2 separate regions of the Mus musculus genome follow, and region 1 is linked to region 2. A link is a loop called in an ENCODE intact Hi-C map of the cell type or tissue named here. Cell type or tissue: left cerebral cortex. All regions are shown on one strand. Each heading gives the region's core, and the rest is flanking DNA. Links, peaks and the distances in the headings are about the cores only.

Evidence for each region. Hi-C counts contacts between places; a loop is a spot of excess contacts. Peaks named below come from ENCODE experiments on the same cell type or tissue, not always from the same donor. Only the 100,000 strongest peaks of a DNase experiment are listed, where the experiment ranks them.
Region 1: a loop joins it to region 2, with 7 times the contacts of the local background. A loop is called at or near these places in 13 of 42 quality-filtered maps.

The regions. Positions count from the first base shown.
Region 1 is chr8:67,948,485-67,964,395 of GRCm38, reverse strand. It overlaps Psd3 (pleckstrin and Sec7 domain containing 3), which reads left to right. Exons shown (of 16, transcript NM_177698.4): 2 at 42-1,107; 3 at 3,617-4,009. It overlaps Gm15991 (a long non-coding RNA gene), which reads right to left and starts at 10,922. Exons shown (of 7, transcript XR_003947558.1): 1 at 7,268-10,922. In left cerebral cortex, for the core only: a CTCF peak has its summit at 8,015; DNase peaks (open chromatin) are centred at 7,276, 7,673 and 7,964; H3K4me3 peaks cover 1,052 bases; H3K27ac peaks cover 1,100 bases.
Region 2 is chr8:67,423,754-67,439,664 of GRCm38, reverse strand. No RefSeq gene overlaps it. Among named protein-coding and RNA genes, the nearest start is that of Nat1, 59 kb to the left of the region's middle. In left cerebral cortex, for the core only: a CTCF peak has its summit at 8,113; DNase peaks (open chromatin) are centred at 7,525, 8,097 and 8,251; H3K4me3 peaks cover 376 bases.

The DNA of each region.
Region 1 (15,911 bases), core at 7,031-9,530, 520 kb before region 2:
CTAGACTCTGATGTCGTGTTTCCATTCTGTTCCATTCTTAGGTGATCATGGAGGAAGCACTTTACTCCCACCGACTGTCACAAATGAATTTCCAGAATATGGGACCATGGAAGAAGGAGGGGAAGGCCTCAGAGCCTCTCTAGACTTTGATGCAAAGTCTCCACCATGCCGCTTGCCTGGGCAGCAGGCAGTCCACCTTCTTGCGGGACAAGACTCTATACTTAACAGTGTTACAGAAGGACCAAACGACGCCCCACAGTGTCACCCTCAGGAACAAAGTTTACAACCCATCGACTCTTTAATTTCTGCTCTGAAAGCTACGGAAGCCAGAATAGCTTCAGGAACATTTCAAGCTACAAAGGTACTGGACAAAGATGCTAACTTTTCAGTTTACCAGGTGGATAAAGAACTGAGTACTGCCAGTCATAAGCCACAGAGAGCCCATAGAACATTTCCTGTTGGCCCAGGAAAATCACCAGATATACCTCTTTCAGCGGAAGTACCAACGGAGGAAAACTTGTCTTTGCACATCCAGGAGGATCTGTCTGCACTCTTACCTGAAGAAGCTCAAGCACATCGGTCCCAGATAACTAATTACAGGAGGCAGGGGCCTCTCCGTGTGCCAGAGTCAGCATGTCCTGTGTCCTCAAGCTCAGCAGGGAGCCATAACCCTGTGGACAGAGTTGGTGCTTTAAGAGAGCAGAGGTCTGACCTTGGAAGAGAGCACCCTAGAGGCTATGATCGGGGAGGCTCCATGGGGCGCCAAGGCCGGATCAAACATGTAGAATTTCAAGGAGTAGAGATACTGTGGACAGGAGAGGAGGCTGAGAGCCGACATCCACCAGAAAGGACAGCCTCGCCTGTGAGCAAGGAGTTTGCCAAACGGCCAAGTCATTCTAGCCCAGCTTGTGGTGTGTGTAGCACCTCCACTCATTTAACTGGGGATGTTTGGGATGAAACTTGCAAAGCCCCTTCCGAAAGGCCGGGCACAAGCGCAGGCACACTGTCCCCTATGCCTCTCGGTGAGAGTGGAGAGGATGACGTCTTTCTGAGAGAAAGCAAAGAACACCTTGAGGAGAACTTTGCTATACAGGGAGACAAAGAAAGGTAAGCTCTAGAGTTGTCCTGTAATTTGTGATGCCTGGAACATGCTATAGGAAATCACTGCCTGTGCTTAATGGGGGAACGCACCACACTGCTCCATAGTCTTACCTTAGCAGTCAGTTTGCTTTACAAGATCGACTCCATTTACCTGGAATTAACCCTGATGGTCAAAAACATTAAATGAAAAATTCAAGAAATAAATAATTCCCGTTTTATGTGACTTTCTGTTGTTACAGTTGTTCCATTTGTTATGATTATTAACTCTTACTATGGCTAAGATGCAGTAACTATATCATAGGTATGCATGTATAGGAATGACATATTTAGGAATTATTATAGTCTTTGATTTCATATCAATGGCAATTTATCCCTATGTATATATGGGAGGGTTGCAGTATTTATTGTTCTTATTGCCATAGAATGGAAGAGAAATTACTATAATCTAGGCTATTCTTAGATTATACGTTTCAAAGACAGAAAAGTGATCATGTAATGAAGTTGTCTGTTAGCCAAGGATCAAGGGAGGAAAGCTGAAGAGACTGTGAACACTCATCCATACAAATGCATTTTTGACATGAAAGAGTAAAACTATAATGACATCTATGCAGTCATTGCAGCTCATCCGGCCTTCCTCTGAGTGCACACAATAGTTCTAGTACAGCATGCATCCAGCCTGTAGTGTAGCCTGCTTCCCTGTATGGACATAGAGGTTTGGGCCATGTAGTTCTCTATGGTTCAGAGGGCATCTCAGAAGGTCAGAGGTAGATTAGACTCCAACTCGTTTGTTCTGTGATAGTCACAAATGGATCTTTTCTTTCAAATAGCAAATGTGTTTCAAATGTGTTCTGATGTATGGCCTGGATAAGTAAACTTAGCATTTCCTGATATTTTCTGGCCTTCCTCAACATTTCTATCTACTATTCTACCTTAGAGCCTGGAAGACACAGCTATCTATCTTCAGTCTCTTTGATCATGTCTGGTCATTGTTTCTGACAAATTCTTTGTTGTATCCTTCACTACTAAACCATGAATGTTAGTGTTCTGTCATTCCTCAATGTCCATGTTATGGTTTATCATCAGTGGTTCACAACCTGATAAACTTAAGATGAGGTTCCTTTTGGGTCACTATTAAGATCACAAAATCTCTAGACTTCTATTAAAAGCAGCCTTGATATATGTCACGTGGCTCTGTCTTTGTATCACTCTGAAATGTACTCTTGCACTGTTAGTAGATCAGTAATTCATTGCTCCCATTTCCCCCTCCTTCCCCCCTTTCCCCTAGAAATTCTTTCAAGTTCCCTATTGTATTTCTGACCCTGTTAGATGCTGGACATGAAAGAATGGGCAACACACGTGAGATCCCTGGTCTGTGAACTTTGTGGTGCTAAATATACAAAGTGACCACATAAACACTATATAGATCCTGAATAGGCAAAGAACAGCAGTCTAATGGGAAGGTAAACTTGCCTGGAAAGGAAGAGGCTTGGACAGTATGTTTCTGTAAACTTATCTAAGTTGTCTGAATGTCCATTTCAGTATTTGAAGCCCTTGCTGGATATTAATTCTTCATATAATTGTGAGCTGAACACGGACAGCAACAGTAGGCATGCTAATGTGCACAGGGGCAAGGATGGAAGGGTGCAAGAGACCCTAACCCTACCCACAGGAAAATAGGCAGCTAAGGAATGCTGAAGTCCAGAGAAGCAGTCCTCTCTGGGGAAGAAAGAGGACACTAGTTGTTAGCTTTTTACAAGTTCCTAGGTGCTCCCCAGCTGTGAACGTGAAGTCTTTGCAATTCTACTTTACATCAGCAGAGGGCAGCCTCTGGATTCTGACAGGGTCCTTCCCGGAGCGTCTGGTCTTAAGTTAGAAAGTATTAATAGCCAGTAAAGTTCAGTACATTTTTACTGATTGTTTGCTGTATCACGTTTACGTGATATTTATATGATCCTCTTACATTTAATGATGATGGTATATGATCTGAGTATGGCTGATTAAAAAGAAAATTTAGTATTTTATTTACATATACACTATAAAAGATATAGGAAACTAGTTTGAAACTTTATTAAATTTCTGCAGATTATTGACATGTGTATTAGGAATATTTTAGCCTGGGTTTGGGGACTTAGATTAGTAGTTAAGAGCCCTTGCTGTTCTTGAGAGGACCTGGATTCAATTCCCAATTTTCACATAGAGGTTCACAATCACCCATAATTCCAGTTTCAGGGGATCTGATGCTTTCTTCTACTTCTGCGGGCTTCAGGAGTGCATGTGTAACATCCATCCATCCAGGCAAAACACTCCTGCACGTACAATCACCTAAAGGGAATACTTGAACCTAAGTAGGTTTCCTATCTTTCTTCCCATATATGTTAAAAAGCCATAAGATGAGAGAATATAACAGTGACACATATACAACACTATCTTTTTTGTATGGTTGGTTGAAGGCAGGAAATTGAAAAGAAAAAAAATGTTTTAATGTTGAAAAATTTTGCTTTCCCTAATTTTTCAGGATTCTCGATCAAGAGGAGCACCTTAGGGGAGATGATGATATTCTTGGGCCTGGATATACGGAGGACTCCACTGATGTGTACAGCAGCCAATTCGAAACTATTTTGGACAACACTTCCCTATACTACAGTGCAGAGTCATTAGAGACACTGTATTCGGAACCGGATAGCTATTTTAGCTTTGAAATGCCGCTTACTCCAATGATACAGCAGCGCATTAAAGAAGGCGGTCAGTTCTTGGAGAGGACCTCTGTGGGAGGACAGCATGATGTGCTGAGTGTGTCAGCAGATGGTGGGATAGTGATGGGCTATTCTGCAGGGATCACCAACGGATTGCACGATTCTGCCAACTCTGTCTACACCAGAGGCCCTCAAGAGATTGCCTTCTGGGGAAGGTAGCAGTGCCATTCTCATTAATTTCACAGTGGTATTTTTTTTTTTTTTTTGTGGTATTCTCTCTTTGGGAAATCTAAGTGTAGGGTATGTTTTAAATGAATTTGGCCAGTTTCTGTGAATGAAAGCAGAAGATGTCAGTAAACGAAGGCTTGGGATTCAAGAGAACAGCAACTGTACTCTAGTGGCTTGTTGGACTGGCAAGCGCTGGGCATGTCTTGGGTTACTCTATGTGTCTAGATACTGAGCATATAGTTGTAATGAGTAGTTGTTTACTCTGATGCTGTGGGCTCTAGAGAGAGCCTTTAGCTTTGCATTGGCAAGGTGTTTTCTCTCTGTTTTACCATTGACATCCATCTTGAGATTAAATGACAGCTTAGGTAGGGTACGTATTCCACAGCTCTCATCTGGCTACACTGTGTCTCTACTAAGGCTCTCTGTCATTGCATCTGCTCTTGCCTGTCTCCTTACTTCATCTGCCTGCCATTTAGCATCTCTGTCAGCAGGAAGGGACTGATAAACCGTGTAAGTTTTATGAATTTAGTTTTGAAATGTGTTTTCTATATATATCTGGAGATGGTGGTGGAGGGAAGGTTAAATGAGGATACAGTATTTTGAAGGTAGATGAAAAATGTCACTGTTTTTTTTTTCTTTAAAATTATGTTAACATTAAAGGTTTTCAGTAATGCTGTCTCTTCTAACAGCCCGTCCTGTGTTGGAATTTCCTGGAAACAGCATAGTTTTATGGTCCTTTGGAGGTCCATAATTGAGAACCAAAACATCTCAATACTGTAGATGCTTCCCTGTGAACAGGTAGTGATAGATAACTTGGTTCACAGTGAGACGATGAAAGATCATACAAGGTCTCAGAGAAAACAGTTTTGGTCTGATATATTTATTTATTCACTCTGAAACCTGGTTTAATTTTATTTTCAAAATGGGGATAATGATGCTCTATGTACTGTATAGCCATGAGAATTAAAGGGTTAATGTAGCTGAAAGCACCTAGCAGGGTCTGCCTGCCAAGTCCATGTTAGATATTCTGTATCGTGAAGAGGGGTGCCTAAGGGGGGCACCCATGAGAGAAGGCTGTATCCAGGGATGTGTTGCTGAGAGAAGACAATCCCAAGAAAGGGAGGTTCTTGAGAGCAAGCATTTCTAGAAAAGGAGTGTGGCCATGAGCTGAGTGTTCCTGAAGTGTCCCTGGCTGGATTGTTCTGGAGAAAGTGTCTGTCTTTCAATAGGGAATACCATTTTAGTCTGTTTTATTATAATTTCTTGTGACTGCAAATTTTGGTAAAAAGCTGTAGAATATGTATGTAAAAGAATCCAGTGTGCTTCTAACCCAACTTTCTGGGGCATATAGAAGTTGTTTATGTTGTATACAAAATCAGGTTAAGAGTTAAGGTGGTTTGGGCTGTGACATTTTCCCTCAGAAGTCACAGGAGAGGTATGTCAGTGAAGGTGAGAATCTAGAGACAGTAGGCAGCCTAGAACATACTAGATGGAAAACTTTACTCCTTTGTACTTCTGTGCCTAGACATTGAAGAAGTAATCAATCACCTGGCAGTATTGGCTCTGTCTTAGTTAGGGTTAGTATTTCTGTGATGAAACAACATGGCTAAAAGCAACTTAGAGAAGAAAGAAAGAGTGTATTTCACTTATAATTCCAAGCAACAGCTCATTATCAAAAGCAAGGGCAGGAAATCAAGCAGGGCAGGAATCTACAGGTAGGGGCTGATGTAGAGGCCATGGATGGGTGCTGCTTACTGGCTTGTTTAACATGGTTTGCTCAGCCTGCTTTCTTACAGAACCCAGGACCGCTGCCCAGGGATAACACTACCCACATTGAGCGAGGCCTTCCCCTATCAGTAACTAAGAAAATGCCTTACAGCCAGATCTTACAAAGGCATCGTCTCAGTTGAAGTTTCCTCCTTTCAGATAACTCTAGCTTGTATTAGGTTGATATAAAATTAGTCAGCAGAGACCTCAAACCTTAGTATGGACAGAGCTAAATTACAACACTCGAGTAACTCCTAGTGTTTTAGCATGTCAGATTAGATAGTGGTTCCTGTTGGACTTTCTTGAAGTAAGATTTCAGTTGTGTCACCTGACTAAGGCAAGAAAGTTCGAATCCCAGTGTAGAAAAGAATTATCTTAGAGGATGGTCCTCTGCAAGACTCCAGACAGGGCGATTCCTTCCTTCCCATGCATACTGCCAGTGGTTAGGACAGACCAGTTTGATGGGGAACACTTTTTAGTGTTCTTTGAGTTGGCTCAAGGTAACAGGTGGCCATAAGTAGACAAAGCTTTACAACTTGAAAGGGACCTTGTATAACTTTTTTTTTTATAAATGCCGCCGCCACCACCGCCATCACCACACCACCACCACCACCACCAACCACCACTACCACCACCACCACTATCACCACCACCATCACCAACCACCACCACAACAACAACAAAATCAGTGTCCTAGTTTGGCTGGTAGAATTACCCAAAGGCATGTGACTTGGTAGTGACAGATCCTATACCTGACTTCAAGTTGCTTAACCCTTAGACAAGTGTTTTCACTGTCCTGCACATCTAGGTATTTTATATACCTAGTATTTATATAGAATGATTATTTCTCTTTTGTTTTTATTTCTTTCTACAGATGTCTGAATTTATCTATTTTCAAGAACTTAGTTCCAAATGCTGAATTGGCTGCTACTGTTTTTGTTGCTGTTAGTGGTGTGTGTGTGTGTGTGTGTGTGTGTGTGTGTGTGTGTGTGTGTGTGTGTGAGAGAGGGTAATTGTTTGGGAGTAGTCTCTTGTAGTAAAAATTCCTTTCCTCTTTCAGTTTTTGAATTAGTTTTAGTAGCTACTTTCTTATATACGTCAACGAAGAAAATTCCCTTGATCTCTCATATTCAATATTTAGTTAGGAAGGATCATTGAGTACTTATTATACTGCGTGTATTTTAAAGTATTATATAGAGACAACAAAGTCTGCTGAGATCCTGGATCCCATTTGAACAGGAATAGTTAAATTCTTCCAGGATGCTCTGACTGCTGAGCGTGAAGCTGCCAGTCGGTTGGTCAGCAGGAAATAGCTCACCTAGCCCTGCTATGTAATGCAATATTTTAATGAAGGGGCAAAGAACAGCATCCCCTCCCTTAGTGGTCCAGGTTGGGAGCCTCAGGCCCCCAGGGTTCAGCAGGCTATGTGAAGTCCAGTCACATGGCTCCAGAATTAGAAAGGATAATTAGAGACTTACAGTCACACACGTCCCCATGGGTTCCTTTGTGTCTGGGTGTTTCTCTCTCGCAGGCCTATCAGGAGATGACCACAACTCTGACCAGTAAGTGCTGTCTGACCTGAAGACTGCAAGCCACACGTGTTGTCCTTGTCACCAGGAACCATGGTGAATAATGTCCATTTCTGCTGAACTGGGTCTGGACAGAGGTGAAGTGAGACAGCAAATACAGGAGTACGTCAGCAGCTTCTTCCCTGGCTCTCTCAGCTATAAGAGACTGCTCTCAAATATGTTTCGTTGTGTGAAAAATCTGTTTTATACTTCAGTTTCTTAGATTTTTCTCTCAGGGTAGGAGTTCCGTAGAAGAGGTGAATTGCATCTGTGTGCAGCTGATATGCCTGAGGGAAGTGCTTCTCTGTTCAGTCCCCTGAAGTTGATATTTGTGGTTTTCTGCTTTCCTCTTGCCCTTCCTCCTCCTTCCTCTCAAAGGGAATGCTGTGCTCTTTCTTCTTCAGCCTTTTTCTTTCCTTAGTGCTTTCTGCTTGGGAAGATGTAGCTTGAAAGAGCAGTGATAAAGAAATTGGCTAAAGTATAACCTAAGGAAATGTTCTAGCACCCCAGTCTAAAAGCAGAAAGGCATTTGCATATGTATAGTTATTAAAGGAAGAGAATAACATCATGTGCTGTTTGCTAGCTGGTGAGTGAAAAATCTCGGCTTTACTAAGTGTCCCTAGAGGCTTGTGGGACTCTGAACTGTTCTTCTGTCACTCGGGGCAGGGCTCACTGCTGCCTCCTGGTTTAGTAGTGGCTGGATGTGGCTCCAGGAATCTCTTAAGTTTTTTATGGTCTGAATATTTTTTCTCCAGGAAAGGGAGTTCCCATTCTCTCCACAAATTTCTAAAGTGGTTTTAGTAGTGAAGTTATGTACTTTTTCGGTTTTTTTTTTGTTTTTGTTGTTTGTTTGTTTTCCCATTTGAAAGTTCTTGCTCAGTTGTTTGTTTTATTTTGTTATTGCATTTGTGGAGAGGGCGCTCCTGTAGAATTCACAGTGAAACCTAATTTTGAATGTTACTTTAGTTATTTAGTAGGGGTGTAGTTGTGAAAAGACAGAATCTCTCCCAAAGAGAAAATAAAATTAATAGTAACTATTATAATTGAAGAAGTAACAAATGAGATGAAGCAAAAACAAACAAAAACAAATCAAAAAAGGACAATCGGGTTGCTAAGAGTGTCAGAGGCTTAGTAAAGGGTAGGAGAATGAGATAGCTGCTGATAAGAGAGAGGGAAAGTCAGCTAGCCACTCCTCAACACCTAGCTGTCAGACAGACTCCCAGCCCTGAGCTTTCAGAGGCTTCCTGGAACATGGCTTTCCTATACAAAGCACTGTGCGGTAGGGGGTTGCAGAAGGGGGCATAAACATGGGGATAAAGAGCAGCTTCATCTTGGACAGCTTGATTGATTTGTGGAAATCCGTCTTTTATTTGGTGAAGTAGAAATATCCCTACCAACTAATTTAATTTTGGTGTATGAATTTGCAGAGTGTGAGGTTTAATCTGTTCATGGTTTACACAGAGGTCTGAGTAATTCTTCGAAGTATAATAGGAAAATAGATAAGAAAAATCTTGGGAAAGAAAAAAGTACAAGGAAGATTGGGTCAGTGTTTCAATATGGGGCAGTTGGGGTTGGGTCAAGGTAACTTTAGACTTCAAACACAGATCTAACTCACTGAACCCCAAAACTGTCACAGGAGTTGCATACAGAATCCAGGTTTGTAGGAGTCACCTGGCAAGTTCAGCATTTGTGAAATAGTGTGGTCAGTCATTTACTGGAAGGTTGATGGACTGTGGAATTGAAGGTCATTGCAGAGACCCCGGGATCACCCTCTTACTGATATACACTTTCCAATGGGAGGGTGGTGAGGACAGTTATACATGGAAGAACCCGGGTGTCCATTGTGGACCCTACTAATTTTTTTGTACAAAATATAATTTACACAGGCTTTCCAAATTTTGGTGTGATGATTGGCGAGGTGGTCTTTTAACAAATACAACTTCAAATGATAAAGGTGTGGAGCTAAGAAGCTATGGCAAGGGGGGTTGTGGCCTTAAATAAAGAACTCGAATGGCTAACATTTCCCTTTGTTGAAATGCTGCTAACAATCTTTTATATACACACCAATACAATTTTTTGTTGTTGTTGTTGTTTTGTGGTAGAGATTTTTAATTTAACCTGATCTGATATACCTTACAGTTCTCATCCAGTATTAATTAGCTTCCCAAACAAAATGCATAGAGCCAGGCCTGGCAATACTTGTCCGGATCTCAGCAGGCAAGAGAATTGGGAGTTTAAGACCAGCCTCAATTATATAGTAAGTTCAAGGCTCACCCTCAAAACCACTAACGCAATTTTAAGAAATGGAAAATTGAGAATGCATCTGTACCTTTCCAGAAAAAAGAGGAATGTGTGAGTTCTTGCTTTATACAGATTCTATCAGGGATTTCTGTATGTGTCTGTATGCTTGGCAGATTTAGAGAAAGTCACTTTAGTGTTTGCTTCCTTCAGCTAGAAATAGTCTCTTTACAATGGTCTTCGATTGATCCGCAAAGAGCACATCTATCCATCCATTAGTGCTGACACAGAGACACGGTGAACTAAGGAACAGCAGTAGCCGATGCTTTAAACAATGCTAAGCCGTCTCCCCCACACAGTAGCAATGGTTTAAGACATTCACAGGATGCTTGGAATCTGACTAAGATGTCTACGCCTGCTTTTAGCTGAAGGGTAGCACAGCAGCAGCGTTGTAGGCTATCCCTTCAAAGACTGAAGAAGAGATTTATGTTTCCTTGGTTTAAAGACGCTTCCGAGGACTCACCAGATCCTTACAGATTAGCTTTGTCATCTCCGGATATGACATAAGCATCTTTATACTGACGAAGAGACCCCTCTGAGACAGAGATGCTTAAAAAGACAGAATAGGAGCTCTTCTCTTTCAGGTGGGATGAAGACTTCATATATTTTAGAGTCTTCCATGAACTAAACACTCTTTCCTCTTCCTCTTCCTTTTCCTCAGGATTTCCTGGGCCCTGAGGGAAGGGGTTTGATATAGACAGCCAGCTTAGGGCTGAGTGTTCCAAGGCCTCTCATTCTGTCTGGCTGTGTGTCTCTATTTTTTTCCCATCTGCTACAAAAAGATGCTTCTCTGATGATGTCTGAGCAAGTCACTATCAGTACAATATTTAACTGTCAGAGGAAGTGATAACATTCTTTCAGCAGAGGTTCATTAATGCCCTATCTATAAAACTAGATGTTCCACACTAATGCTTGCTTGTGGGAAGGGAAAAGATACAGGCTTCTTTGAAGAAATAGTTCTCTGGGGCCTGGGGAGCTGACTCAGTTGGCAGAAGTACTTGCTGTGCAAAGCTGGCAATCTGAATTTGATCCGTGGAACCTATGCAAAGATGGGAAGAGAGAACCCACTCTAAAAACTGTCCTTTATATATGAGTCATATCCCGTGTGTTCCCATACACATCACACACACAATAACAACAATACCATTTGTGCGCACGCATGCACGCACGTGTACACACACACACATTGAAGTTTGGACCCATTGGGCCATAGAGCATGTTTGAGCTGTACAGTTTTAGAATTACAGTTCTCAAAACTGAGGACATGTTAGAAATAGGTGCATCTCTCTCAGTTTCTGGTTCTCCAGGACTGTCTTCCTTCCGGGGTGGGGGTGGGGGAGCACATGGACAGCTTGCCAGGTGATTGTGATGTGAAGCCTAGGTTGTGAAGTCCCCTGCCACTCCTAGTATGGTCATCAGACTAGCAGCATAGGCATCAGTTTAGGGTGATCCATACCTCACCCTGGATTACTTAGTTACATTTCAGTGGGCCTTGTAAGCACTTTGAAGTTTAAGAACTACTGGGACCTGATGAGAGGCAGAGTTCAAAGCTGAGTAGCATGAAATCCTTGAAGGTCTATTACAGTAATGTGCTCGTGGTGGGTAGGATCTTCCCTACAGAGCTGAGAAAAAGTGAGCGTATGAGTATACACATGATTTCTTGTACGTCTGATAGAGTACAAATGGTGCTAATCTTCTCCCTAGAAATACAGGGAATGCCTTTTTTTTTTTTTTTTTTTTTTAATCTGGGAAAGTGGAATGCTACAGCTTGGCTCTTAACTGTCCTCCAGAGCTTGGTTGCTAGCCTGTGATGCTATTGGGGTATGGGTGGACCTTTGAGATCTGGGCCTCGTTGGAGAAAGTGACGTCATGAGAGGGAGGGCATGCCCTTGATAGGAGTGATAGGACTCAAGTCCTCCTTCATTCAGCCTTCATGAGGTAAACAGTTTTGTTTGGTTTCATACACACCCATATATCATCATGGGTTTGCCTTGCTACAGGTATAAAGCAATGGGACTGAAACCTGTGAAATTGTCATTCCAAATAGATCTTTTCTGTTTTCAAATTGTCTCAGGCATTTTTCCCCCACAGCAGTGGAAAGCTGACTAACATGTTTAGTGGTGAAGCCTGTGCATTCTTAAGTTCACAGTTTATTCCTATTTTTTGTTTGAGATACTCATATGAGTTGACAATTTACTAAAATGTTGTGAGCCCTCAAAATTTTTTTTGATCAATAATAATAGTGTTTGAATTATCTCTATAACATCTTCAAGGTCATTCTATATGAATGGACTATGGTTAGATGGGCTTAGTATATTATGTATGTGTAATGATAGTTTTAAGAGCCCAAGATTTCTTGGAAATGTAAGGAGTTATAATAGCTTTCTTATTGTCTTTAAATATTCTATTTATTAGCCTCAGCTCAACACAAATAGTGTGACTTTTTTTTTTGGCCAAGATTAATATTATAGTCTTTAGGATAGAGAGGAGAAGAGTATTGAATGAAATAATTGTGAAACAAATCTTAGAAGTATATTTCACTTGACAATCACCTACGTATTTTAGGGTTTTAATAATATTATACTTCAGTATAGGTCCATCTCACTTACTAGGCTATAAACTTCTCAGATCTTATTTTGAAGCCTCAGAGAAATCTCTGATACAATGGTGGGGGATGCATTGGACACTCATCTTATTGCCTGAACAACTTAAGGAACAACTGTTCTCAGCTGCTTCCGGGATAATTGGAGTGCTGGGCCTGGGGAGCCAGGCTGAGGCCCCAGGCCAGGGTAGCTGCAATGTTGTGTCACAGACACTCTTCTGGAAGTGTTGCCTTTTGAGGTAGGCCTTAGAGGATATGTGGAACTGGTTGTTGGGCTGTGAGACAGGGAGGGAACAATAGAAGGGCTAAGAGGGGACAGATAGACAAAAACCAGACAGGCAGGCAGGCAGATAAAGACATAGAGACTTGGATAGAATCAGCAGCAGGTGCTTGGACTTTAGCAACTGGGAGTCAGGAATGAATCTTATTTTCTATTCATCTCCATCCTGAACAGGTACTGTTTCTCTTTAAAGTGTAGGTATCACACAGCCTAGTCCAAGTCCAAGTGCAGAAAATAATAAGCCTGTGGTTTCATCATTCACTTTGGGAAAGAAAACATCACATCTGGATTAGAGACTCAGGACCACCTTTCACCCCTTTCCGTCCCTGGGGCAGGCTGACTGGAGTGTTGATGTTTATCATTCCTCTCAGACTGTGTCCATGGACTTTAGAGAGTGTCTTTTCACACGTTTAGACTGCATATAGATGTTGTCTCTTTGTTTCCTGTGGTATCACCGTCCCCGCCCACCCAACATCTAAAATACATTTATTTACTTTAAAGCCCTACCTTATAGGTTAATTGCTATAAAAGTCATTATATGAATGCATTTTAATTATGTTTCCATTTTCTTATAGTTGTATTATTATCTCTAAGAACATGGCAATACATACTTATTTTGTATAATAGCTTCCTGTGTAAATATGGGAATTTTTCTCTAGGCTTAGGTACATATTTCGGAATAAAAATTTATGGAAAGTGTAATTAGTTTTTGGTGAACTTATACTCTTGGATATACATACTCCATTTTCTTTGAGCATATGCAGTGTTTCTGTGTTTCTGTTTATAAGCTAACTCTTAGTTCCCACTTCTCTTACAAAATAGCCCAGGTCAGGGGAAAATTGGCAAAGAAAACATTGCAGTTAATTGATTCCCCTCTCCCTTTAGGAGCTCTGGTAGAGACTCTGGTATCCATTAGTTGAGTCTGGAGACTGGGTCTGGATCAGATTTCTCAATTACTCCTGTCCCTGTTCTCCCCTCAGATGCTTTTGTGGCAGTTGTTGCCCTTGTCTGACAGCTGTGAATGCGGCCTGTCCACTTTTGGCTGACCATAGTGGAATTTGAACAAAAGGACAATAAATATTTTCACAGGGCAATTACAGAAAAGAACAGAAACCAAGTCAGAATGAAAATAGAAAAACACCAGCCACTGCAGTAGGTATCAAACATGCCTTTAACTAGTTGTCAAATAAAGGAACTAAGTTTGTTTTGTAGGCTAGTTCAGTCAGAATAAGTGAGCTATTAGGAATTGTGTCTTTTTAACACAGTACTTTAAAAACCTCGGGGCTGTTATAAAAGACTGTGTTCAAGCAACTTATTTTAGAATGGTGTTGAAGGAACACTTCCCCTCCTTAAACGGCAACTACCCCAATTCTGCTGAGGAATCTGCTGTCTCTCCCGGTTACCAGCTCTGCTCTGGCTTTTAAACAGTTAAGTGGGAGGTTTATGAGGTCATGTGTGACTTCACTGGGTCTGGACTTTTGAAGTAGGTCTGTTGGAGGGAAGCTGCTTGGTTAGAAGGAAGGCTGGGAAGAGGGGCAGGACTCCTTCCACTTCTTTCAAGTTCTTATCCCACAGGCAGCCCCCAAGGGGATACAGTGGCATTCTGAGAGAATGTCACTGTCCAGTCAGTGTGTAGCGGTGTGTATTCACACAGAAGCAGCGTTAGAAGTGCATTAAAAGAGCCCGTACGGACGATGAAAGTTTGCTGAGCAGATGGAGCAGGGGAGTTCTCTTCGTATTCCTGACAGCCTCATGGGGCAGGCTGTTTGCTGACAGAGGTAACAGGAATTTGGGTTGAGTGTGTTTGTCTGATCCCTGGTCTGAGGCAGTCTGGATTATGTACAAATGTAGTCATAGAAAATTCCTTGGGTTTGAAAATGCTTAATTTCAAATATAAACCATTATAGGACAATCTTGGGGAAAAACTTAAAATGCTTTTCTATCTTATTAGTAAGGCTGACAGAAATGAGGAGGGTACTCACTGCATGGAGGTGTTGGGGCACATGAAGACTTTCCCTGGTGGAGCCACGTTGCTGTCTGAGGCGATTATCCATAGCGTGGTGCTCTTAGACTCTGAATTCATCTTTGGAAACTCTGAACTTCTAGCAGGCAGAAGGCCGCCACTTTGAGCATGGTCATTTAGTGGTCCATTCTGTTTCACAAGGATCCCATTCTTTGTGTCATTCCTCCCCCCAAAATGTTGGCTTTGTAGTTAATATGGAAAAATGATCCATCTTAGAATTTAGGGTTAGGTTTGCTTCTTCAAAGGTTATCCAGTTATCTAAGGAAAAAGTCTATTTCAGCTCTGGTTATCTCTGGAAAGGTGTCTATCTGCTATCATGCTCAACAGACACAAACATAAGGGACCACAGCAACACTGAAGAATTAAATAGGGCATGAGTGGGTGTGACCCATTGATAACCCCACCCACCCATCCTCAGATACTTAGATTAGTAGTAGACTCACTGACCCACCAAAACTGAGAGTACCAGCCTGGAATTCTCAGGGGAATTAATTGATTACATAACTTGCTCACTGATGTGTATGTATTGGTCAAGTTGCCAATTCTTGACTTGATCACAGATTTATTTATTTATTTTTTAGTTCCTATTCATAGTACTTTTCAGTGCCATTTGTTTTATTGGCCAATCAGTATAAAATTCTGACTGCCTATACCTGGATATTTTACTTTCTTCAAAGTACAGAGAGAATTCATGGCATAGAAAATGCACTAAACATGTTTGTTGGCGGCATAGTGCAGTGCTTAGAGGTCACAGGCCCATAGCTTTACATTTTTCCTCTAGTTCATAAGGTTTGACTTCTCATAAGTTCCTTAACTGCACGCCGGAAGTGCAATTTCTCCATATGTTAAGTTAGGGATGCAAATGTTAACTGTCCTGAGGGATAGCTATTGTAAAGGCTAACTGAAGTGCAGCATGTGAAAGCATTTACATCGTTTGTCTGCACTAGGGAAAGCTCAATACATGTTAACTTGGGCTGTTCTCTTTGTTTAAGTTGTGCTTCCTTCCGTCAGATACTCAAGAGGACTTGGTTAGGGAACACTGGTAAAGCGTAGAGACGCTCACGTTGTGAACATTCATGGAGCTTTGTGGTCAGGTGTCAGGCAGCATGTCTATTTCTCATCCTCTAGTCGGTCATTGCCCTGATGCAGCCTCCCACGCACACGGGTGAGCAGAGGAGGAGTGCGGATAAGCAAGTGTAGCCTCGTCAGTACTTTTGAGAACGTTTCTGGTTTCGGGCCTGTGACGTCACTCCAGTTTTAGCATCTTAGACTGTTGGGACCAGGACAATCTGTATGTGATACACAAGAGGTGCTAGATAGAAAGGACGCTGTTGGGAACAGGACTATCTGT
Region 2 (15,911 bases), core at 6,747-9,246:
AAAGAGAAGCAACATAAAGGCTTAGCTTACAGTTCACACTAGTACTGTGTTTTAGTTGCCTTCCTTTTGTACCATCTCTGCAAGCCGCCAGGAGGTGCAGTCTGCCTTAAAATAACTTTCCAAGGCAGGTGAAAGTAACCAGGCAATTTCTGGTATGTGCAAGAAGGACTTAAGGTCTATGAAGGTTCTGCTTTGCTCTTTCTCTTTCCTGAGAATTCAGTTGCTCTACAGAATCTGACAAAACCTTTCTGAAAAGAAGGCTAGCACAGTGGGCTTCCGGAAAAATGCAAATATCCCAATGCCAACAGAGCCAGGTGTAAGAAGCGTTGCTAGGCAACGCGTCTCTAGGTGACAGCTACGTTTTACTATTTAAAGGACTGGAATGAATATTTCATTTCATATGTATAGGTGTTTTACTTGCATGTATATATGTGTATCATATGCACATCTGGTATCCTCTTGTATTGATTTAAACTTTCTGCCAAGCTCCTCTATAAAGGCAGATGAAGAAAGTAACTTTTTCCTTGGACTTTTGCTCTCCTTTGGGGTTGGTTTGTTTGTTTTGAGACAGTTCTCAACTGTAGTTCAGGCTGGCTTCAAACTCACTCTAGAGACCAAGTTGGCTTCAAACCCACGATGAGTCTTCTGCCTTAGCTCCTGAATTCCGAAATTAGGTTGTAGGCACCACTCACCATATCTGGTCAGAAAAGTTTTAAAAGAAAAAAAAAGTTCCTTTCGTTCACAGGTGACCTTCTATGAGTTATAACCAAATGAGGTGAGGTAGAATTTACAGCATGGGACTACATCACTACATCCTATTCTTGAAGCAATATTTTAATCTCTTTCAATCACCTCAGAAAACTACTTGCCATAAAGCACACATATATGTACTGATTTATTAGCATGCATCTTCTTGATACATACATTATACGAACCATCTCATCCTAGCTCCTTATCCCCGTATCTCAGACTTATTAAAGCCCACCTCATCTGTAAAACCCCACTAGCTCTGTTGCTATTTGTAGACAGAAATATCAATAACTTGGCTGAAAGTTCCTGGTCCTAAGTCTGGGGATGGGAAATCATGGGTTTATGGCGTTCACAGAGAAGTCACTACTTTGAATCATCTCAGTGACCTTTCAAGGGCTGAAATCAAACCACAGTTGCAAAAATTAACTGCTCCTTCTTCCATCTAAGAAAAGCAATGCACATTCTGGAGATACTCGTTGCCTGGCAACAAATGCATACTTCCTTCTCCTTAGACAACTTCCAAAAAAACTGCTAGGAAGAAAATTGGCCAATAAAATAAATCTGGTGGTTCTTAGTGTGGGAGGAGAGCAAATTCACAAAATGTGCATGTGGGGTGTGTGTGTGTGTGTGTGTGTGTGTGTGTGTGTGCGTGTGCTTGTAGGTGCATATGTGCTCATGAGGTGGGTAGATAAGAAAGCATAGAAAGACAGAATAGAGCACAGTAATACAGTGCCGTATTGATTAATTTGTTCAGTAATGTTTGTGTATGTGTGTGGACTGTATGAAACTACCCAGTCATGGCTAAGGTTTTCTGCTTCAGAGAAAAACAGTGTTCATTATCTTCTCAAACCACTGACTGCTAAGCTGTGTGATGATTTCAATGGTGAAGAAAGAGTACAAAGATGAAGAAAAATATTGCCCTTTCTGATTTTTGTTATTCTTTTTGTTCAGAAAACTAAGACTTGAAAAACATCAACATCTTTGTCCATTATCTGTTGCTATGGTGAGACTGTGAAATTGCTAATGAAAAAATGGGGTTTATCTTGGCTCTCAGGTATAGGTGTCGGGAAGTTCATGGTTGAGTTCCAGTCCTTTCTCATTTTCTGTCATGAGCTTAGCACTATGTCAGCTCAGAAATATCAGAAATAGGCAGAATATCAGAAATCAGGCAGGACATGTGGAAAGACAGATATGTTACAGAAGAAGGAGGAGGCATCAACCTCACTTTGCAGCAAACCACCACTCTGTCACCGCTTAGCCCAGTCTTGTGGAAACTATATTGCTCTTTTTATAAAGGAGCAGCCATTATAATCTAAGTACCTTTGAAAGAGCCCGACACTGATTCACTATGGAATTATACATCAACGTGAGCATCTATTGGAGCAAGACATCTTAAATTTATAGAAGTACTAATACTAATAACTAATAATTAGAGAGACTTTTGTTTCTTGTTCTTACACAAAGAGGACTTCAGCTTTTTAAACACAGAGGACACATGTCTTCACTCCTCTTGCTTCACTTTTGTCCTGGAGTGAATGAGATTTCTTTAACCATGTTCCATAAGCACTTCTTTTTATGAAGGTAAAATGTACATAACAAAAACTGATGTTCTAACTTTTTTTTTTAAGCTTGAGAATTTATCAGACACAGAGGGTAACTAGAGCAAATTTACAAAATGGCTATTAGGTTACCTTCAATCTAAGAAGAAGGTGCCATTTTTCCTGCAAGCAATATATAAATAGTTAACAGAATTACCTTCCCATTTAGTCAGTTCTGGAAGATGAAAAGAGAACATCTCAAAGGGGTTTTGTGTAATTCAGGAAAGGACTTACTTGGGTGAAGTATAGCTAACAAAATTAGGGTTATCAGAACATCTGCTTAACAGGGAGGGTAATTTTCAAACTATTAGCTGAAGTTTGAGGGGGCCACAAATTTAATTACCTGAAGTCTGGCCTTTGGTATCCCTTTTGAAGAGCCATAAGAGGCTCTTGGATGGCTCACAGCTCCAAATCAGGTTGTCTTACATATCACCTTATGCCTTTTATGGAAACTAGAGACACAGAAACCCAGATAATATTCCCTGGAATTTACAGCCATTGGGATATTTAACAAAGCCTAATAAGGCCACTTCCTGTCTGACTTTATTTCTGTTGACATGACAGATACCATGACAAGAAGCAACACAAGGAAGGGAAGCATTTATTTGGCTTACAATTTCAGGTCACAGTCCATTACTTCAGGGAAGTCAAGGCTGGAATGCAGTCAGTCACATCACAGCCACAGTTGAGGGCAAGGAGTGTGCAGGATTGCTTGTTCTCAGCCACTTCCTCCCTCTTATATTGTCCAGGACTCCTTGCTTTGGTAATTTTGACACTTGCAGTGGGCTGGGTCTTCTTACATCAATTAAAAATCAAGGCAATATGTCATAGACATACCGTGGTAGTTTGAATCTAACTGGCTCTTATAGGCCCAATAGGGAGTAACACTATTAGGAGATACAGCCTTGTTGGAGGAAGTATGTCACTGTGGGGGTCTGCTACTATAGGGTTGTAGGCCCACTCCACTCCATCATTGGGCACGGCCACTTGGGAAGGCAGAATGGGGGGAGTTTGACTGCCCTTATCCTGTGCCACTACCCTAGTGGTGGTGTGTGCTGGGCTGTACAGAAGCTCAGAAATACTGCTCCAGAAGGGGGAAAGTGCAGTCTGAGATGTGGGAAAGCTGGAAGTGGTTTGTGGGGTCCCTGGACTTGTGATGAGGTCAGGGTCTTGCGGTTCTCAGGGTCTTGAGCATCCAGGCACTGCTGGGACTCACAGAAGAGCAGAGAGCAGAGTCAGGGCCTGCAGGCTGGAGACAGCGTCTAGCCAGAGCCACAGGGTAAAGGGATGCACGGCTCTCTCTCATGGGGTGATTGTCTTTAGTTTGGCTGTGGTTATGGCTGGAAACACAGAGGGACCTTCTACAGGAGAGTAGGCTGTGCCTCTGTACAGGAAGACCTTTTTCATGGCTCCCCATTGTGGATCTTGGTATAAAGAGACATTCTAAGGTTTATTGTCATGGTGGAAAATGGATGCATAAACCATACCCCGTTTCTCATGGTAGGCCTGAGATTAAATACCTTTGTAGGGAGGAATGTCTGGGATGGGAAGCTTATTGGCGAGGCCCCCAGGCCTCTAGATACCTCATAAGCTTGGAGAACTCTGTTTCGGGACTATGTGAGAAGCATGGCACATGATCCAACTCAGGAGGGTGGCAGGGAGCAGAGTCACCTCAGCCTCAGGCGCATGACCACTGAGTCTCTGCGTCTGGACCTGCTCTCCCTTCCCAGACTTTCTGGCATGGTTTTATGCCCACAGGTTTTGAGGTCTCAGATACGCTAAGCCACATCCAGTGGGAAAATCTCTCCTTGCTCCCTTTGGATCAAGATGTAGAACTCTTGGCTCCTTCTCCAGCACCACATCTGCCGGCAAACCGCCATGCTTCCTGCCATGATGATAATAGACTAAACCTCTGAAACGGTAAACAAGCCAGTCACAATTAATGTTTTCCTTTATAAGAGTTGCCATTGGAGTGACTGCTGTGCTGGTGAGTGTGGGGGATAACCAATGGGGGGAGGGGACTCCCCATTCTCAGAGGAGAATGGGAAGGGGAAATGAGAGAGGAACTTCGAGAGTTGGAGGGGAAGAGGGGCTGATATTGGGATGTAAAGTTAAGTAATTAATGCAAAGAAAGAGTTGCCTTAGTCATGGTGTCTCTTCTCAGTAATGAAACCCTAAGACACATGCTCACAGGTCAAACTAATCTAGATAATTCCTAGTTAAGGCTTTCTTCTGAAATGAGTTTTATGTTGTCAGCTAAAACTAACTAGCATGCTTCCAAGTGGTGTGAAGCTGGTCTTCTGGATCGACTGCCTGTAGCTCTTTTAGATCATCAGGTTTTTTCAGATAAACTGGGTCAAGATAATTCTGATTTTGAGGCTTGGAGGAATTTTGTTCAAGGCTAGTTGGCTTTGTCTTAGACTTTAAGGCATAATCAGGGCCCAGGATTTCTGAATCAGGGACCCTATCAGAAGTTAAAAATGGCCTCTCAGGCTGGAGATATGGCTCAGCAGTTAAGAGCACAGATGGCTCTATCATTAGCGACTGAGACCTGTGTCCCAACACCCACATGGTCACAACCCTCTGTAACTCCAGGTCCAGGGTATCTTATAACCTCCACAGTCAGCAGGCATGGATGTGGTGATGTGGGTATATGCATGCAGGCAAAACACTCCTAGTCATAAAATAAAATAAATATTTTTTTTAGAAATGGCTTCCCATAGATAAGTTTGTAGGAATTTAGTTGTTGCTCAGATGTAGGTACTGTTCATACTCATAAGGCTGATGGTTATGAGGTCCCCTGGGAGAGTTTAGTTGAAGTCTCTTTAGAGTTAATTCAACCCATCCAATTTCCCTGAGGAAATGGGTCCTCCAGGCTGAGTGTAAGTGGTGTAGCACTAGAAAGACTCAATCTTTTGAGCTGGGAGTGCCAGGGGATGCCCATCTATTACCCTGTCTAAGTTCCACTGTGACGTGGCCTCTTCCTCCTCTTCCTCCTCTTCAGCCATTTACAATACAACCATTTCTATTAGTAAACCACAAGAGAATGGAGTTATTTGAGGGCTTATCTCAAAGATGAGGCCTATTGAGACATATCTACTCTCTGGTTTCTATACACAAATGGAGAGGAGGCTCCCTGAGAAGCAGTAGGTGGTTGTGTGTTAAGGACCCTAATCTAGTATGTCCATCCTGAAACATACACTGATGTTGTTTTATGCCACCCCTGCTCTCAAGTAATCCTGTCTGAATGTGAGTGTGGCCTTCTAAAGTTTGACCTAACCACAGGCTGTTAGCTTTTTATCCTAAGGGTGCAATGGCTGCCACAACTCAGAGGTACTAGGCTATTTATGAACAAGCCTCAGATGTTTTAGAGAAACAAGCCACTAGCACTGAATTATCTCCTAACTCTTGTCAGACTCCAAGGTCAATACCCTGATTCTTACTTATGTAAAGAATAAAAGGGGCTCCAAACCTACTCTGTAACAGAGTAATCTTTAACTGGGTAAAGGTTCAGTGTTGTGGTTCCAGATCTACGGGTGCATGGTTTTCCTCATTCAAGTCTGGCATATGGGTTTAACAGTGGCCCCAGACTGGAGATTCCGCTCCTGCAAAGGAAGCCTCTTTCTCCCAAGAATGCTCTTGACATCTTGCTTATTTTGAAGGGAGAGAGATGTTCTGGGTGGCCTTCTTTCTTCCTGAAGATGAGCAAGTATGCAATATAAGCCATAAACTTTTAGCTAGGTAATTTGAATCTTGTTACATGACCTCCAATATCCTCTATTTTCCCCAAGTCAGAGAACCTGCATATGTAGTTTACTGGGGACACTTTCTGCAATTAAGATACAACCTACATTTGAAATGGAACAGCGTCACTGACTTGAAGTTTTCAGAGTTCCTTAATCACAGCATTGTCTTACCTTAAATCCTGACAGAAGGATTTAGATTATCCTATTGGAGTAATCTTTTTGCATACTGTGTGAAAGTGTGCCTCTGTCCTTCCTCACCTGCCTAAGGCATTGAGGCATTTTCTGATGGGCTTTAATAAAAAGCTGGTGGCCTATAACTTGGCAGGATAGGGAAGGTGGGACTTCCAGGCAGAGAGAGAGGAACTCTGGGAAGAATCGGGTGGGTGGGCATATACTAATCAGACAGGGAGGAAGTTGTAATCACTTGGCCACAGAGAGATATAACAGGTCACATGGCAAGCACATACTAGTATAGATGGGTTTAATTAATTATATGAGCTAGTTGGAAAATAGTCTAAGCTAAGGCCTGAGCTATAATAAATAATAATTGTCTCGTTATTGGGGTCAGTCTGGTGGTAGATGGTTACGTAATAGAGGCTGCTGAATTCATCTGTTCAAATGCAAACGGCTACTGAGTGTGTATTAAAGTGACTAAGGAGAAAGCGACTTTGGGTCTAAAACTGCAAACCACTTGCTTTGGCCAAAGTAGTACATACTCAGCTAATGAACTACCAACTGCTCTCAGTGTGATTTCCTTATACAGGAAATAATAATATTGGAAGGAGCCTGGCGAGTGTAATTAATAAGAAATCCTGTATCTCTTGTGGGCTTTAATTCTAGTCTAGATCCAGTTTCCATCGGGTATTGGTGATGGCAGGGAGGCTGTCCTGGCTTTAGGTGGATTTGTATTGGCTTTATTTGATTATCTCTGCTCCCTGGGCACTGGCTTTTGAGCTGCCTTAAATACTGGGCCTGCATTTTTGTTCTATGTATGTTTTCATATTTATTGATAAATCTATTTTTGAACATTGAATAGCAGTGGCTGACTTGATCGGTGACCTCCAGATTTAGTATTTGGGATGTTCTGCCCCAAAGAGTCAGTCAGGATCTTCAGAATGACTGGTATTTGCCACATTAACTGATTTCCTCATGTACAAGGAAGGTAAGGGGGGAATCTTTTCCATTTATTGATTTGGAGCCGGTTCCAGAATAAGAGACCAGGGAGTTACGCATCGTTTCACCTAGGGCTTCCTCTTCAAGTATAAAGGATTGTAATGAAAGAGCAGTAGAATGCCCTCAATAGTTTCAGTCAGGCTAGCCTGCACAAGGCCTGCTTGTGATTGATCCTGGCTTCCTTTGAAACTGGGGACAATCACATTCCCAACATTCCCTTTGCTTATCAATAGAACACTGCCTATCAATGGCATCCTGGGAAGTAAGCACCTTGTGGGTTGGCGTTGGGGAAGTGCGGTGTGATGGGTAGATTCTTCCTAATCCAATAGCCTTCCTGTTTGCAAAGGAGGCAGCCTTAATTGTCTTCACAGAACTACATAGATGATATTAGGTGGTATCTTTTCCCCAGCAATCAACAGCCTGGCCCTTTCCACCCTCTCTTCCCCCGCCCCACCCCCCTACCCCCGTCAGCTGGGCTATGCTATTGACAAAGAGCACAGCTCCTTGGTTTGACTAGGAGGCACCTGTGGGCAAAGAGCTTTGTAGACTTCAAGAGGCAACTGGGGGATAAAGTGAATACAACTTGGCCTTTAGGAATCCCAGGGTCTCCATTTGCATGCATTTGAAAGGCCCTCGCTCAGCTAGTTTTAAACTGGGGTGGACCTCCCAGTTTGTTCACACATCTCACTCCTACAAAACATTAAAATCCTGTAATAGCAGTACTCTCACATCTTACTTGGTAATTCATTACAGTACCCATTGTTGGTACTGTAAGTGCCCCCTGGCGGAAGGCTGCATTTACTGCAAGCATTTTGTAAAGTCGTTAGAGCTTTTCATCTGCCATAGGATAGCGAGAAAGGATAGGATGTTCCACCCACCAAATATGATGACGGTATATTGGAATCCCTATAAGAATTATCCAAGATCCTAGAGAAGAGTTCCTAAAACTTCTTACACGAAGCTTTAAATCTCTCATTGTGAAGAGGATGTAAACTCGGCCTTTTAAAAATCTGTCCCACTGCTGCCACCTGCTGAACACAATGGTGAAGGACAGAGGCTGGTTGCAAGACTGTGCTTAGTTGGCGGGGCTTAAGTTGGGTCTCTGTCCCTCAAGGATACCTCTGTTATTGAGTATTTCCATTTTTGCTCATGCAGAGCGTAAAGTTAGATATTTTCTGGTTGTATATTATCAATATAGTTTGAGCTTTTCTCTTAAAGCCTGTGCATAGGGTATTCTGACCACTTTCTTGTCTTCTACAAAACACATCTGGCTGGAGGGTGTCACTGAAATGTAAACTTTCACCTACTGGCCAGACCTCATGGGGAAAACAAGCAAATCAACATTTTTCATTTTAGGGTCTTCCATAGATCTTTCTTTTTAGTATTTGAGAAACCAGCCAAATAGCATGTGATAGAGACTGACTGACGATGTCCTGTTTCTTGGAAGAGGACAAGGGGGTGATGGTGTGATGCCTTGAGAATCTGGTTGGTTGCCATGTTCAGAACATTCACAGGATCCTCCTGGTTTATGGAATTTCCCAGAGAGTCTAGGGTAAAGTCTATCTCTAATAGAGACTTTAGGTGTGAGAGCCTGGAGGGTGACTACTGGTTCCTATCCTTCTTTGGGCCAGGAAGGAAGACTGGGAAGGGAATTACAGGGGGAAATGAGACCCCTCTTTCTTCCAGGCTGGCTGGGGAGAGTATGAAGCTAAAGCAGTGCCCTAAACTACAAAAACAAAAACAAAAACAAAAAACAAAACAACAACAACAACAAAAAAAAAAAACAAAACAAAAAACAAAAACAAAAAACCCCTCAAAACCCAGAAAAGTGTGTATGGTGTGTGTGTGTGTGTGTGTGTGTGTGTGTGTGTGTTATAAGTACATATTAACCCTGGAGATGGAGTTGCCAAAGGGTTGCCATGGGTTTGGACCAAGTACATTCATAGACTTTCTAGTTAGGACATGGAGTTTTGCTGAAAGTGGAACTAGAAGGAACTAATGATTGTCTCTTAAAAGTCTTTTACTTCCATTCTCTCTAAAACCTGAGTACTTGTAGAATAGAATTCCCTCCCCATTTGAGACTGGTGACTAAGGTATTGAAAACTTATCTTTTTATTCTCTCTCTCTCTCTTCCTCTCTCTCTTTGTGTGTGTGTGTGTGTGTGTGTGTGTGTGTGTGTGTGTATGTGTGTGTGTTTGTGTGAATGAGTGTTGTTTTGAGGATTGTGTGGTCTTGATTTTCATAAGCCTTGACTTATACCCATCTAGAAGGTCAGAAGAAGAAGAAATACCAAATAAAGAAAACCGGTTATGTGTTACCAGTGCACACATTGGGGCCCTCTTGCCAGCCACTTATCCTAGTATACCTGGGGCTTGATGAGCCTTGGTATTGGCTTCCTTCTTGTCTTGGAGCACAGGGGGAGGGGATGAACCCCCAGGCCACAATCCAGGAGACAGGGGACAGAACCAATGGTGTATGTCCTGCAGTCTCTTGTACCTCTGCATTCCTGATTCCATCCTGCAGCAGGCTGAGAGTTTGATTCTGACCTGCATTGCACAGAGGGCCAAATAGAAAAGGCACGAACAAGCGGCTATGTGCAAACCCATGTGTGCACTCTGGGGCTCTGTATTTGCATCTTCTTCACAGAAGGGAAGGCTGGGCAAGAGCCTCAGCCTGAGGCAGGAGGAAAAGCACCCACCACCGCTTTTCCCCACCATGATGGAGTGAGAGTTTCTCCCCAAATGTCATTGCATGAAACTATGGGAAGGAAGTGAGGCTAGGCCACACCTCTCTGGTTGCTGTAAAAGTGTCATCCTGCTTTGCCCCAGACACAGGTCAATGATGTTTATGATGCATGGTGTGAGAGCCTGGAGGGTGACTACTGGTTCCTATCCTTCTTTGGACCAGGAAGGACAACTGGGAAGGGAATTACAGGGAAAAATGAGACCCCTCTTTCTTTCAGGCTGGCTGGGGAGAGTATGGAGCTGAGGCAGTGCCCTAAACTACAAAAACCAGAAAAGTGTGTATGGTGTGTGTGTGTGTGTGTGTGTGTGTGTGTGTGTGTGTGTGTTATAAGTACATATTAACCCTGGAGATGGAGTTGCCAAAGGGTTTCCATGGGTTTGGACCAAGTACATTCATAGACTTTCTAGTTGGGACATGAAGTTTTGCTTGAAGTGGATGCCCTAGGTGGAACTAACGTTTCTCTCTTGTGTTCCATCTCTATTTTATGTCATAGGAGTCTCCAATTTGTGGATATCCTCAGGACTTTTAAATGCTGGCTGGCTCTGTAGTCATGGGGTGTGACATTTGTGGGTGCTGTCTCCGAAGAAGAGGGTTGAAGCAGTCTTTAAAAGAAAGGCAGAAGCAGGAGAGAAGGAACTCCCTGGGGCAATGGGGAAAGATCACAAGTTCTTAGGAGGAGTTAATTTAGCCATTTAGTGTCCTGGTTGAGTCACCAAGAATTTTCATGAAGAAGTGGGGTGGAGTAAGATGAGAGACCAGACCAACTCTATCTTGGGCTCAGGTTCCATTTTAGAGAATCTGATCTAAGGTTGAACTTCATTTAACCAACAAGGCTGCTCCAGGTCATTCCCTGACAACAACCCACCAGGAGGAAAGCAGAAGGAACAGGTGGCCCCAGGAAGCACATCTCCCTGGCTGCAAAGCTGCACTCACCACGGGGGGGGGGGGGGGAGCACGAGCGTGCACAGGCATGTAACCATGGAAACCAAGCCATAGAGTGTGTGTGGGGGGGGGTGTGCACATGAGTGTGATAAGGCTGGAGTAAGGGCAGCTCGAAGAAGTAATGTGTGAACGCCTTAATTTTGATTGGCTGAAATTAACTTAAAAACCCTGGTCTGGCCAAGGCAACTTCCTCATTCCCGAAGTCCAACAGAGATGCCATTGTGCAGAGAGACAACCCAGGTGACTGCCACCAAACAAGACAAGCCTGCATCATGAGGACCCAGCTCCAGCAGGACCTGAAAAGCAGAAGGAGAAATCAGGAGCCTTACCTGACACCTGCTGCCTTTGAGCCAGGCTACGTCATCGGCCAGACTGGAGGTTAGTGAAGCACGTGTGTGTGTGTGAATGAGTGTGATTGCCATTTACTTGTTTATTGTTACTTATGAATAAATAAGCTGTTATAACCTAACCTCTGAGTTTGAGACTTCCTTCTCACCTTTGTCATCAATGCCAGTTCATGACAATTTCACAACAGTTGGCCTAAGTTGGCAGCTGGGAACCACCTGGAACCCTGCTTAAAAGCCATTGCTTGAACAGCTGTTTAGCAGCCGCTTAGCATCATCTAGCAGCCGCACAATTCAGATATGCTCCTAGTCTGAAGCTGAGAACCTCTGGCCATGAAGTCAAATGTCTATGACACCTCAAAGCCAACTCTGATCTGAAAGGTGATAAGGAAGAGCAGTTAAATAGAGCATAGACAAGCAGACCAAAATAGCCAGGGGGGCTGGAGCCAACCACTGTAAAGCCAACCCCAGACAGAAGTTCTCACGGAGCCATATTGGAGGAAGAGCTGAGTGTGAGAGTAGAAGCCTCCAAGCCTAATGAGATAGTAGCTGGCAAAAAGAAGTGAGACTGGTGGATAGATTATTTAATGAATTATTGAAAAATCTACGAAGAAGTAATATCACCTGATACTTTAAAAAGGAAACAGTAAAGGAACTGAATCACATAGCCTATAAATTAATACCATGAGCAGACAAAAAAGGCTCATCAAAGGCATGAAAAAGATAAAATTAGAGGACGAAGAAACCTCCAATTTGGTGGAAAGAGCTTGGCAGGATATTATCCACGTAGTTAAGAATAAGACTAAGTGCAAGGAAGTTAAAGTTGACATCCCATTGACAGCACTACAGCAGGTGGAACCTATCACAGAGCATCACAAAAAGAAGTACCTAGTATACTCATGTAGACTATAGTCAATCTGGATAAGGATAGACTAACAGGCAAAAGGCTAGCCATGAATGTCATGAAATGATGGAAAGACTGCAACCCTTTCAAAAATGTCCTAGAGTCAGGACCGGTCCCATCACTACCAGTGACAGCCTCCTGGCTTCAGACACCAGTAAAGGGTTTCAAACATGCCGGCCCCATGGAGGTGATAATGGAAACCAGAGAATATACCTCACAGGAACTTAATGAACTTAGAAACAACTATTCCCAGAACGGCAAGAAGGAAGCATCCTACATACTAAAACTGTTGGAGAATGGAACAGATACAATAATGTTATCAGACTAATATACGCACAGATTTAGGAACGTGGTGGGAAGTCCCACCATGCATTGCCCTTCTTAGATGTAACTCAGTTTGAGCCCTCAGCAAAATGGAATAATTTACAGGAAGCAATTCAGTTAGCAAGAAAATTGGGAGTACTCTACTTCATTTACAACCAGGTACCCATCCCACAGGCAGCACCAATGTTGGCCCAGTTTAGGAAAATCCTCTTAAAGGAGCTCCACAACACCTCAGGATGACCCTAGCTGGACCACTGCAAGAATGTCAAACTGTGGCAGATGCCATAGACTTCTCAAAGTCATACAGAGTTAGACTCAGAAAAGGTGGTAACCCTACCCATTAGAGGTAAGAAATTTAATGGAATGAGGACATGGTTTAAAAATATAAGACTGTTTGGAAGACCAAATACCAACATCCCAATTAGATCAGGACAAAGTAAACCATGGAATCCCACCAGAGGCTTGTTTGGGCAAGCTCCTCATAGGCCATTTTAGGGTAAAGGAGTCCGAATGGCCAAGGACCTCCTTACCCAGGATTCAGCAACCAAAGGCTTAATGTAGGGGCAAGACCCAAGAACAGGCTGCCATTCAGGAACAACCAGAGAGGACAAGGACATCCACTTCATTCTCAGGGCCGCAACATTTAAAACCCAGAATAGCACTACCCACTATGCTACCCGACGGTACCACAAAAGTGGTTAAATATATTTGTTGGAGCCAGGTGTGGTGGCGCATGCCTTTAATCCCAGCACTTGGGAGGCAGAGGCAGGTGGATTTCTGAGTTCGAGGCCAGCCTGGTTTACAAAGTGAGTTCCAGGACAGAAAGAGCTACACGGAGAAACCCTGTCTCGAAAAACCAATATATATATATATCTCCACTCCCTGGTCCAAGAATATACAAACCATCACACCACCCTAACAAAAATTATATGCTAGATCAAAAAGATAGTTTTAATACAAATATATATGAACAAAATCTCACAAAATGTCACTTTAACAAAGTGTGGTCCAATACCTCTAGAGTTAGAGCAAATATATATATATTTGTTGGTCACAGGTAGTGAAATTAACATATATACTCTAGATGAAGGACATATCTTGAATACAGGCAAGATTAAAGGCTACATAGAAGTAGAGGGAATTGGAGGCAAAGTCAGAACCCCTATAACTAGACTAATATTGCAAGTATATGATAAGAACTATGAGCTAGATTTCGCTCTGTGCAGTGTCCCAGAAAATATCATAGGACTACCCACAATATGCAAATTATTTCTGAAAATTTTGAATTATAAAGAACACCAAAGATGGTATTGGCTACAGTCAAAATTCCACAGGTAGAACTACCTAAAATACCACCCTCCTTCACATTACAATCCCCCATAAAAGGTGGGATGGAGGAAGTAAAGGACACTAACTAATACAAACGTTTAAAAGAAGGTATTATAGGACCAACACAAAGCTTTAACTACAACAGCCCCATTTGGCCAGTAAAGAAACCGAATAGCTAATGGAGATTCAGAGTAGACGACAGGAACATAGATAACCTATCAGAGCAGATACCTGGAAAATTACCAGATGTAATCAAGGTGGGAGCATGGCAGTATCCAGGCAGGCATGGCACAGGGATTGCTGAGAGTTCTACATCTTCATCCAAAGGCTGCTAGTAGAAGACTGACTTCCAGGCAACTAGGGTGAGGATCTTAAGCCCACAACCACAGTGACACACCTACTCCAGCCAGGTCACACCTATTCCAACAAGGCCACACCTCCAAATGGTGCCACTCCCTGGTCCAAGAATATACAAACCATCACACCACCCTAACAAAAATTATATGCTAGATCAAAAAGATAGTTATAATACAAATATATATGAACAAAATCTTACAAAATGTCACTTTAACAAAGTGTGGTCCAATGCCTCTAGCATTAGAACAATCTTTAATAATTATTGGTATAGACCATTCAAGGTTAGACAGAATATACTTAATGTTAAAGGAATCTACAAAACAACCACTATAGGAATAGAGACACATTCTACATTCAATTGTGATTTAGCTATAAATTCAAACTTACCTTAATTATTTACAAGTACTTTGATACACACAGGGTTAGAAGGTGAAGCAGAGGGAAGGTGGTTCTGCTTTACAACATTGACATGGGAAGAATAAGTGTATGACTATGAATATGATGAATATCAGCCTGAAGAGGGAGAGGGAAAAGAAACTTCCTCACCTACATCTATAACAATATCAAACCCATGTAAACCCGGTCCAAATATGAACTGGACCCAATGTACTGAATTTTCCGTACCTTACCCACTTAAGAGTAGCATACCCTCTCTACCTAAACCATGGGGAAATAGGTGCCTCAGGGATTTATATGACCACCTGTACCCAGAACTCCAGAGGACATGGAACCAGACAAATTGGCTCTGTGTAGCAAGCTTCCTGAACCTACCCTGGTTGGGCAAGCTATGCTATTGCCCCGACTTAGACTTAAGATGGGCCACCAGAATAGAAACACAGTGGCCCACTTGGGAGGATTGGGTATCAGCTAGGGCCCTGGGGATGGAACCTTATAGACAACCCCTAGTACTAACCAGCATCCTACCACAACCATGGCAGACTACATTACATGAAAAAACACCAACATCCTTATGCACAATGCCGAAGGCTTTTCAGTAGCTCAAGGATTGCTGCATCCACTCAAGTAGTGACTCGAGTGACAGGCCTAGAAGCCTGGAAGCAGTCCTGAGGCAAAGAGTTTCACGGAAACATAGTCTCCTGGAACTGTAGTCTCGTGAAATCGTGGCATTCTGTAAAACGAATGCTCCAATTCTGTCCTTGCGTTTAGTCAGTGTATGGATCTGTGTACTTTCCTTCAATATAGTTTTATTATAAGTGCCTTTAAGGATTGATTTTGACATATAGCTAAGTTAGATTAAGCCTCCACCAGTGTTCCAATGTCCTAGGAAGTCCTTGAAGCCAACCCTGAGCTTGGAATTCAGTAAGAATGTTACCTATTCAGTAACATTCAAAATTACCTCTAGTAGAGACAGTGAAAGTAATCAGGCATTATAATTTACTTGAATAGAGCTAGAAAGCTCAGGGCTAGTCTACATAGTTATTACTTAGAAAAATAGCTGAATCACACCCATACACAGGAACATACAATGGCCTAGGAAAAAGGTGGGTTGTGGTTTTAGGAGAAACTGTAATATTATTCATGAAAGGATTAGTAGAACAGAATTCCCCTCATGCATGTTTTTCACTAGGCCCAGAGGATTAGCATAATCAGGTATTTACTAAAGGACCTCTGGTGGTGGGTTTAGCAGTAGACTAGCATTGCATCAGAGCATTCACCTGGCTCCTGTGTTTAGCTGATC